Regions from separate parts of the Homo sapiens genome. Here region 1 is linked to region 2. Evidence: chromatin loops called from intact Hi-C (ENCODE). Cell type or tissue: Caco-2. All regions are shown on one strand.

The links. A loop is a pair of places that touch in the nucleus more often than their neighbours do. Peaks named below come from ENCODE experiments on the same cell type or tissue, not always from the same donor. Only the 100,000 strongest peaks of a DNase experiment are listed, where the experiment ranks them.
Region 1: a loop joins it to region 2, with 3 times the contacts of the local background. A loop is called at or near these places in 12 of 110 quality-filtered maps.

Annotation. Positions count from the first base shown.
Region 1 is chr3:71,251,657-71,256,656 of GRCh38, reverse strand. All of the region lies in intron 5 of FOXP1 (forkhead box P1), which reads left to right. Among named protein-coding and RNA genes, the nearest start is that of FOXP1-AS1, 36 kb to the left of the region's middle. In Caco-2, no CTCF peak of the experiment used is centred here; DNase peaks (open chromatin) are centred at 476, 1,656 and 2,256.
Region 2 is chr3:71,302,445-71,307,444 of GRCh38, reverse strand. All of the region lies in intron 4 of FOXP1 (forkhead box P1), which reads left to right. It overlaps FOXP1-AS1 (FOXP1 antisense RNA 1), which reads right to left. Exons shown (of 5, transcript NR_126463.1): 4 at 4,585-4,717; 5 at 1,591-1,773. Among named protein-coding and RNA genes, the nearest start is that of FOXP1-AS1, 15 kb to the right of the region's middle. RefSeq lists an enhancer at 992-1,647. In Caco-2, no CTCF peak of the experiment used is centred here; a DNase peak (open chromatin) is centred at 2,090; H3K4me3 peaks cover 2,417 bases.

The DNA.
Region 1 (5,000 bases), 51 kb after region 2:
TAATCCCAGCACTTTGGGAGGCCGAGGCAGGTGAATCATGAGGTTAAGCGGTTGAGACCATCCTGGCCAACATGGTGAATCCCCATCTCTACTAAAAATAAAAAAATTAGCTGGGTGTGATAGTGGGCACCTGTAGTCCCAGCTACTCGGGAGGCTGCGGCAGGAGAATGGTGTGAACCCGAGAGGTGGAGCTTGCAGTAAGCCAAGATGGCACCACTGCACTCCAGCCTGGGCAACAGAGTGAGACTCCGTCTCAAAAAAAAGAAAAGAAAACAGAAAATTGAAGTGAGAATGGATTCTGGATGCCCCGCCCCCACCACCAAATTCAACAAACCCCTGCTGTCCCTGAGCTCTACAGGAATAGTGGAGTTGATTGGAGAGAGGCGCAGTTTCCTCTCTGGAGTCCCATCTTTTGTGACTTTCAACCTCCTTTCTGAGCAGGCTATTGACTCTGTCTTTGACGATGTGAGGAAACCTTCCAGCTTTGCATCACAGCAAGTTTGATGAGCCTGCCTTTACCTTGGATGTCTTCATCTGGTATTTACGTCATTGGGAAAGATGTAATGACATACCAAGACCTGTAGCTTAGCTTGCTGCTGAAGACCTTCGTCCAACTAGTCCTAATAAAACCCAAGCTCTAAAAACTCATCATCAAATAATAAAAGAGAAATAGAGTAAATGCACAATTCATGAGATTAATATAGACCAGGAAGACAGTCTTTTTTTCCCTAATAATCTTTACTTTTATATCCTACTTTATAGGGGTGCTGTTTAATTTCATGTTCATTTACTTTAATTACTTCTTGCATGTAGTTTGTGGGGAAGTTTGCCATTTTCCAACGTCTAAAAGATGGCTTACTTGAGTTTCGTTTCAGACCCTTTTAAAATTAATATATAATAAAACATAATATGTGTATTTGTCATTTTTCATCTCCAAGGATTACTCATCATAATCGAATCAATTTTTCCAGGGAGATTTTATCAGACTTACAAGTCAAATTAGTTGAATGCATTTCTTTTGCTAATAAACAGAGAACCTTTACCCTGGAAGCATCTCCCCACTGAATTCCAATAATTTAGTGTTTCCTTGCCTTAAGAGCTCAACCAGTAAATGACCTAGGCATCAAAAGAAATTTATTAGCCTAAAAGAAGATTGTTAAGATGGGAGAACTTAAGAGTATGAAAGCGAGGAAACATAATAAAATCAAAATGTAAATATTGAATACATATATGTTAGGTATTTTTTTAAAACTTCATTTTAGAGGGTTAGGCTTAACTCTCCCCCACCCCAAGCAAAACATTTCGGGGTACAGATTTTTCTGTCTCTATAGTTGCATTTACTTCTATGTTGCACATGGGGACAGTGTAAGGCTAACGGGCTATTATATTCTGACCTAAACAATTCCTGTGTTTCTAATTTAGAAGATAATTGCAGTCAAGGTAGGACAAGACCATTTTGGATGGTGGCTAGTCTGATTGCTGCCTCTGTCTTGAGTTGCCTTATGATCTATAGGTCCGAGGTTAATTGTGGGAAGATTTTGGCCATGAAACTACAGCAAGCCTTTACAGGAATGGAAAAAGGGTGTAGTTTCTTTCAAGTGCATTTATTAGGGTAGGTGTGATCACCGACTCACTGCTTGGCGTTAAGTGGGCCCATTGGTTATTGCTGTGAGGTGGTTCTAAATCCTCCTTTTAAAAAGCTCCGTTCAAGTTGCTGTGACCTTCTCATGCTGCTTGCTCCCAAGTATTTCAAATGTTGCAATGCTGGGCATTTTGTCAAGCTCATAACTGAAATGCTTTCTCCATATAAGATATGGAGTTTGACCCTATAGTAGAGATATGAATGTGGATTTGCTTTTACCCTGTAGATAAGATCAGCTACAGTGAAAGACACAGGTAAATAGAATGCTTAGGCAGAAACTGTTGGAATCCAGTGTACATGTGAAAAGAGTGAAATTTTTCAGGGCTAACAGTAAAGCCCTCTTCAGTGTGTAACTGGAATTCACCTTCTCTAGTATTTTTGCACAAGATTGAGAATAAAAATGGTTGTGATTGATGAAGCATTCAGTGTATATCTAACTGTAAGTCGGACTAGAGGGACTTTTAAATCACCCAAATGAAAGATTGTATTATCATGAACATTAATATGTAACAGTTAAGTGTGTCATAGCTTATCATAAGTCCTGGCATTCGCAGAGCTCTTTGAGGCCAGCCAACCAATAAGGAAAAACTTTTTAGCAAATGCCGGTCCACAATACCTCCATGAGTGAGGTCAGCCCAGTAGTCATGACTCTTAATAGGTTATTTATTTTTGTGTGCCCAACCTACCTACCTGTACATTCTAGTCACACTTTGCGGGGGCCTTGAAGATGTACTCTGAATTTTCTCCTCCCAATATTCTTACAGGGAAGACAAAAGCAGGTTGAAACCAAGGGGAAAATTTTACTTCTGGTGAGACTAGGAAGTTAGGGGGGAGGAAAATACCCAGAGTAACTTATTAAGGCATGGAGGTTGGATTAGTTAAATGTTTAGAAATTTTAAAATTTCTTATAGATTTGTTACCATTTATGTGGTTGACAGATTATTAACTGTTCACCCCTAGAAAACCAATTCAGGAAGGTAGAAACTTCTGTTTTTTATCTTTTGCAAAGTAATGTCTTTTCCTCCAAATTTGTAAGGTGTACATGTTCATAGCAGAAAATTTGAACTATAAGGCAAAATATTTTTAAAATCGTAACTACCTCTGTTCTTAATACCCAGAGAAACTTAGTAACTGGAAGGGCTATCCTTACATGTATAACATTTTTTTAAATGTTAGTGCTACATATATTTAATTAATTACATTTTTAACGGGTACATACTTTTTTCATTTGGCGTATTTATTATGTGGTCATATGTCCATTGAAGCTTTCTTTGTCTTTGTATCTACCATAACACCAAGTCCAGTACCATTTTAGTGGGATGAGCTTATTAATATTTTTTAAAATTACAATAGGTACATCTTATCAGAGTTAAATCTTCGAGTTATTTGTGGAAGGGAGAGAGAAGAGAAAAGGAGTAAATATTTACTGAGAACCTAGCACATGCTGAGTACTGGGTTACATACTTCATAGTAATATTGCACTTTATTATCATTAAATACTGATGATGATGATGATGGTAGCTAAGTATCATTGTGTACTTGCTGTGTAAAAGATCAGAACTTGGACATGTATCATTTCATTTAATTCTCACCACAACTCACTAAAGTTAAACACGTCTATTATTTCCATATTAAAGATGGAAAACCTGAGGTTCAGAGAGGTTAAGCTAATTACTCAAGATCACACAGCCAAAAATTATGAAGCCAAGTTGCCGGATGGTTCTTTATCTACCCTAAGATACATGCCCAGCTGTCCACACCAGTGCATTTGCTGCATCTATCCAACACACCAACCTGCCTTTTAATGTTTCTAAGTGACTTCTGTTTAACATGGGCCCCCTTTTAGCAACTTCCCTTGAAGGATTTTTTTGACCTTTTAATTTTTCTTTTGGTGTTAAAATTGGGGGATGGAGGCACTATATGCATCAGGCCATGCCCCACTTGGCCCAGTACCTGGAAACAGATAGCCATGAAGCGACACCCTTGCCTGCTCATGGTGTCAGCTGCATTGTGGATGCTGCTGTCACCTCTGTCTCAGGCAGCATCTGGGGCCATTGCAGGACTAGCCTATGAATCCTTCCTTTGGTTTCTGTTGCAAACTGAGGCACAGCTGTAATGACTGTGTGTAACCTATGCCCTGAGCCCAGGTGTCTGCTGTTACATGTTAGAGTAAGAAAGGTTTATCACTCGGTTGGCATTGACCATGTTTTGCAGTTGAGGCCACATGTGTAACCATTTCCCTACTGTGGGACCAGGTTTTCTGTAACAGCTGTTGGCCTAGGACATTTTGTTTCACTTCCATCCACTTCTGTTTCTTTATCTCAAACACTGGGAAAATCATAGTACCTGTCAAGTAAGGGTGTCAGAAGACTGGGTGACGTAAGTAAACCACTTCAGTAAAAGCCTTGCATGAAGTTGGCACTCAGGGGGCCTGAGGCATTGTTGTTGTTCTTCAGGGATACTCTAAGGACTAAGAATTGTTTTCTTAGTGACAAGTTCTCAGAGAACCAATTTAGATACTGGGAGATTGGTAATTACACTTTTTATTAGCTCCACTCTCTCAAGGAAGTGACTTTTCTTTCGTCTTTCTTGGAATTTGGGATATATCAATTAGCATGTGTTCATGGAACACCTCACTACTCCACAGTGGCTAAAAACATGAGGAAATTCATTATTTACTTGCCCAGAAGTTTGAAGATAGGCAGTGCCAGGATTGGTTTGGCATCTTAATAATGTCTGAGTGTGGGGTTAGGGAAGCTCTTTGATTCCTTCAACTTTTCCCTCTGGGCCACAAGATGGCTGCTGAAGCACCAGGCATCACTTTCCTACATGGTTGCATTTAAAGGCACAAAGTAAGGAAAAGGACAGAGCGGTGAGAGAGAGAGAAAGAGATCTCTTAGTGTCCTCTTATCAAGAAGAAAAAAAGTCATTTTCCCCTTATATCTTTTCAGTCATCTTCCCCTTATATCTTTTGGCCAGAACTAAATTAGATCACCATCCCTAACTGCAGAGAAAGCTGGGAAGGGGGAGCATCTCATTTTTTCAGCTTGGGGAGTAGGAGGTGGGAGAAAAGGGAGGGAGAAGAGAAAGAACGAGTTGGGATTGGCTGTTGGGTTGCCATCCGGTAGTGTGTGCCATATGGATAACACTTCATACTTGACCAGTGGAGGTTAACCTAAAGTCTACGTTGAGCCTACAAAGGAGATACATATACAATTATTCAGAATGACAGTGTACTTTTGGATTCTCATATCATTGCTAAAGCTAAAATTTCTTGGTATCAAGACAGTGTGGGTAACTCCAACGCACTTTGTTGACTTTGTTCATCATCAGGCTTTATCCCATCTTAAGCTCTCTA
Region 2 (5,000 bases):
ATGTTATGCCATAATAATGTTTGAAATGAGTTTTGGGTTTGTTGGTTTGTTTGTGAAAATATTTTAAAACTTTTCAGTGATCTTCACCTTTTACAGTAGAATGATTTGGCCAGAAAACAGTTTTGTGTTAATAAATTAAAATTGCTTTTGAAATAGAAAGCTGCCCTATTTCCCTTGGCTAGGATAATCACAGCATTCTCGAAGGCTGTGAAGGATCTGTGACCTATCCTTTTTAGTCCAAATACAGTAATAATATGGACACATCCTATAGCACAGCCCTGCTGGATTTGGCCACAGAGTTCTGTAGGGCATTAGTAAGTAGTAGACGAACATAATCTTATTTATGTTTCAATCAAAATCATTTAATACTGCAAAAGTTATTAAAAAATAATTAAGTTACTAAGACCAACATGTAGCTGGAACATAGAATAAGAGGTCAGTGTGAGTTGATTCCATAAGCTGAGAAAAGTCAGTAGTGAATTCCTAACACTGGCATGTTTTTCCTCTTGCTTAAATTCCTGGGTTGTAAGGACAAATTATGTTGAGGTATGGCATATTTTCTGCCGAAATGGAGAAAATTGTTGACTGTAATTATGTTATTTAATTGAAATTATAAGTGGTTGAGGCCACTCAGTTAAAAGCATCTTTTCTAATATGGGGGTAATGTTTTTAAATGAGTGGTCATGGATTGGTGACATTTGAAAGGCAGGCATTTGGGATATATTTTTGGAAAACTCGAATTATTTTCCTTAAATGATTAGTGAACTAGAGAATATAGTTAAGTAGCGTTTTTTTTTTTTTTTTTTTTTTTTTGGCTTATTCTCTTTAACTAGATATGCTTGAATGTATTATGTGTGAGTATATATGCACATATATATATGTGTGTGTATATATTTTTATATGTACACTTTATATGCATATATCAAACAGATCTTTGTAGGTACAGAGTCACAAGTATCAACTTACAATGTGACAAAGCAGAGAAACGAGACGTATATCTGACAATTGTGACTAAACAAACCGATTGTTTAAAATTCGTTGAATGTTAAAGATTGAAATGCAACCCATAGTAGAACTCCAGGGATGGGTATACTACAAGTTCTTTTTGGAGTAGCTGGAGATACAACAATAGCACTCCCCCCCGCCCCACGAGTGAGTTCTTAATTACTAATGAATACAATTCATTTTAATTGTTATTATAGCAACATAACATTTAACTGACTCCTGTTTAGTGGTGTCCCCTGGAATAGGCAGTGTCTCCTGTCAGAGTGAGGACAGGTAGAAGGCACAGCGGGCGTCTGATTGAGCCAGTTATTCATTTGCTGAGTGTTTGTGTTTATGCAAAGGGGCCTCTTCCTGCATATTTAATCTAGAGTAAGGCAGTGGCTTTTGTTGTGTTTAGCCCACATACCTTCAGTCCTTCCTCACACTGCCGCCAGCCTGGGAGCCCTGAGAGCCAGCAGGCTTCCAAGCGCCTGTAGTTTCTCCCTTACAAACTCTCAACTTTCTTCCGTTGTGTGAAAATTGCCTCTCCCGCCCCAAAGCTTTGCCTCCTCACCATGAACGGGTAAGTGTGTGCGAAGCCAAGGCTGACACTTTTGTTTCATTTTACTAATGTTGAGAGGGTACTTTGCTGCCCTTCTGAGCGCCTCCTGAAAGCAGTCCTGGTTCCTGGGCCGTTGTCAGCTTCTGGCTGCATTGAAATAGACAAGTACAGGTGCCTCTTAGGAAATGTGGCTGAATTTTGGACTCGCAGAGAAAGGCTCGTGAGGACTAGGGGGAATTAAAAAGAAAAGAGAGAGAGAGAGCAGCTTTATTATTCTTTGTCCTAACAAATCCTGTTTTGTAACTATCCTGCAGATAATGCTGCCATTGTTTGCTAAAAGCCTTCAAACAGTGTCTAAGACTGAACTGTAAGAAAACAGAAACTCTGCCGCTGTATTGTCTATACCCGGGCCAGGGTCCTCCCCGAAGGTCTGTGCCGGAATAGGAAAGGTTTTCTTCTGTGGAAATCGAATCGTCTCTTCATTGATATTAATAGCACACTAGAGATGTTGGCCATGATGCTCAGAGAGGCGGTCGGGAGGGAAGGAAATCTGATCTTGCTGGGGGGAAAATGACAGCCTCTTGGCCCCACGGTGGAGGAGACATCATCCAGGCTCAGTGTGCATAATGGCATCCTGGCTTAACTGTTTGCTCTAGGAATTTTAATCTTGAGCTGTTTGTTTTACTATCTGGGGTCTTGCTATTTTTTGTTCCCGTACTGTCTTTAGAAAGCACCATATTCAGGGGCTAATCCAGTCTTTTTTTAAAGTGAATTTTTAAAAACAGACTCAGAGAAATTCATGTAGTGTACACTTAGATCATTCTGGGGTATGATGGGGGTATTCTGCTTTCTTTTTGAGGGTAGAGTGTTATTTCAAAAATAAGTTGCCACAATTAACAAGGGTGAACCATCCAAGGAAGATATGTCCTGTGTGAAGATATTTCAGGGTGTGGGAATTATGTCCAGGCTCTAAAAGAAGGAGTTTTCATGACCGGTTAACTGTTGCCTCTGTTTGAGTAACTCTTTTCAACAGAAGAGTGTGCTGTTCCCCCGCCGGTTGGAAACTGTGAGAATTTAAATAAAATTTCATCAACCTTATTAAAATATGTAGGGACTTGTGTCTTCTTGGGTACAAATCAGTCTAGAGACTTAGAAGCATTTATTAACAGTGAGGCTGCTGAAGGTTTTTAATAACAAAATTACAAATACTCTATCTAATTGTAAGTATATGACTTTTATACTTGGTTTTTAAGGGGAAAAATACTTTTTTTTGAGGCAAAGTAACTCCGTCAGAGCACCTTCTGTGATTAGTGCTATTGTATTCTTAAATTTTGATTGATAGAGATAATAGTTTTCACTTAAAAATACAGACAGGTACTTTAACTTTCCATGACAATAGCTATTTGCATTTCTTTTATCTTTTTGTTTAACATTTGTGGGGGTTGGGATGGATTTGATTATTAACTCTTATTGCACACTAAAGGTGAATCTAAAACAAAGGCTTTGTTAGAGCTTCGAAGGGAAAACAGCAAATATTGTTTTTAGGTTTCAACATTTAAAGGCTGTTAAAGGATACCCATAAAATATTTTCACATGACCACGGCCAGGGTTTTCCTTTTCTGTAAGGCAGGAGAGAGTCATTTTTCCAAATGAGATGGGCCGATGTGGAGTGAGTGGGGGGCTGCCAGCCTGAAGTAATTTCATGGGCAAGCATCGACTGGGGTTTACTGCACCACGTGGCTTAATGTATAATATTTTAGGTTTTTGCCCTACTAGAATGGACTCCAAAGTTAGGTACTATGATCTGATGAGGGCCCCAGAGGATGAGGAGAAAGGAAGTAAAATGTTACTTGCAGGGATAGGAGAGAGATTTGAAGAATGGTGGATTCAAAGTCGCACATTTCTTTGATAGAGACAAGTAAAAGAAGTGTAGTGTTTGTGAAGCTGCAAGCCTGGGTAGCGTCCAAGTTTGCCTCTGGTCTCAGAGACCCCGGCTGCACAGCAGCTTCTTCCTTCCTTTTCTTTCTTGTTTCCTTGCTTTATTCTTTTCCTTTCTTTTTCCCCTCTGTTTTTCTCTATTTTTTCCTTTCTCCCCTTTTTCCGTTTTTATTTTCTTCTTTTCTTTCTTCATTCCCCACCTTCCCCACTTTTTTTTCTTTTCTTTTTTGAAATCTTACTCAGTATTTGAAGTCTTAAGGGCATAGAACAAACTTTGAGATTGATTTTGGAGTAGATTTTCTTCACTATAGAAAATAAAGTGACTCTTGTCTTATATTTTTCAATAGTCAAATATATGTTGATGTCCTTATATTTTCTAAGAAGTCATTGAAAAACAAGATATTAAAGCCCACAGAAGATAAGATTCCCTATTTAAAGAGGCAGCAAACTCTTGGAAATTGGCCTATTTGGACCAGTTTTTGCAAATGAGTACAGGCCATTTGATTGGAGGATTTGGGGGTATGGGAAGTTTGAACCATGTTCCTTCCTCAGTTTCCTAGTAAGAAAGTGTCCTCTAGCCATAGACCTACTGAACTGCCCCCCATCACCACCCAGGGGCTTGCTTTGCTCATCTTTGCATCTTTATTAAGACTGGTACACAATAGGTTCTCAGCCAGTATTGGGTAGGCTGAAGATTGAGATGAACTATGTTGGGCATACTTCAGAGTTGCTTTTGCACAATTATATAAAATGAAATATAATGCAGAAATCTTAATGCAGATAATTTATTTTAGCTGTCAAGAAAGGGAAGGGGGAAATACTATAAATGGGGAAAAAAAGAGCTGATACTCTTCATTTTCAGTTTTGTGAAATGAGATTGCACCTCCACATTTACCTGCAACTCAGTTCCAAGTAGGACATACTAGTGGACACCGTGTATTATATGTCACACAGATTAAATTAAGGGCAAAATATATCCATAGAAAGTATGATATTGAAATACTGCAATAATCTGAGGGTTCTTTAGAATAACAGTCCTAATTAGGGAGGAGGGGTGGTTGGGGAGGTAGAGAAAGAGGAATGTACATTTAGTGTCTCACCCTAGAGTTCGCAGTAGAAATTTGGTGTCCTGGACATGGTTTTTGTGGTCACTGTGTAACTTCAGGTAAATGATACTGTTGCAATCAATAGTGAAGAGGCCATGGAACAATTCTGGTGTTCACAGGATCTTAACTGTTACAGAGAATGACATAAAGGAAAATAAGTAATTTCTGTTTACCATATCCTTGGCTCACTTTTAAAACCTAAAACCAGTAGGAAACTTAAAAAAGAAAGAGAAAAAGAAAAAAAAACGCAATTCGTATGGAGACAGCATTTTTTAAAAGAAGACAAGTGGGCTGGAGGGGAATGTATTTCTTTTATCTTTATCTTTTTTTTTTTTTTTTTTACATAAAAGCTTTGCATAATCATTTAATTTTAGTTTTGGTGCTTGTGCTGCCAGTAAGCATACAGGTAA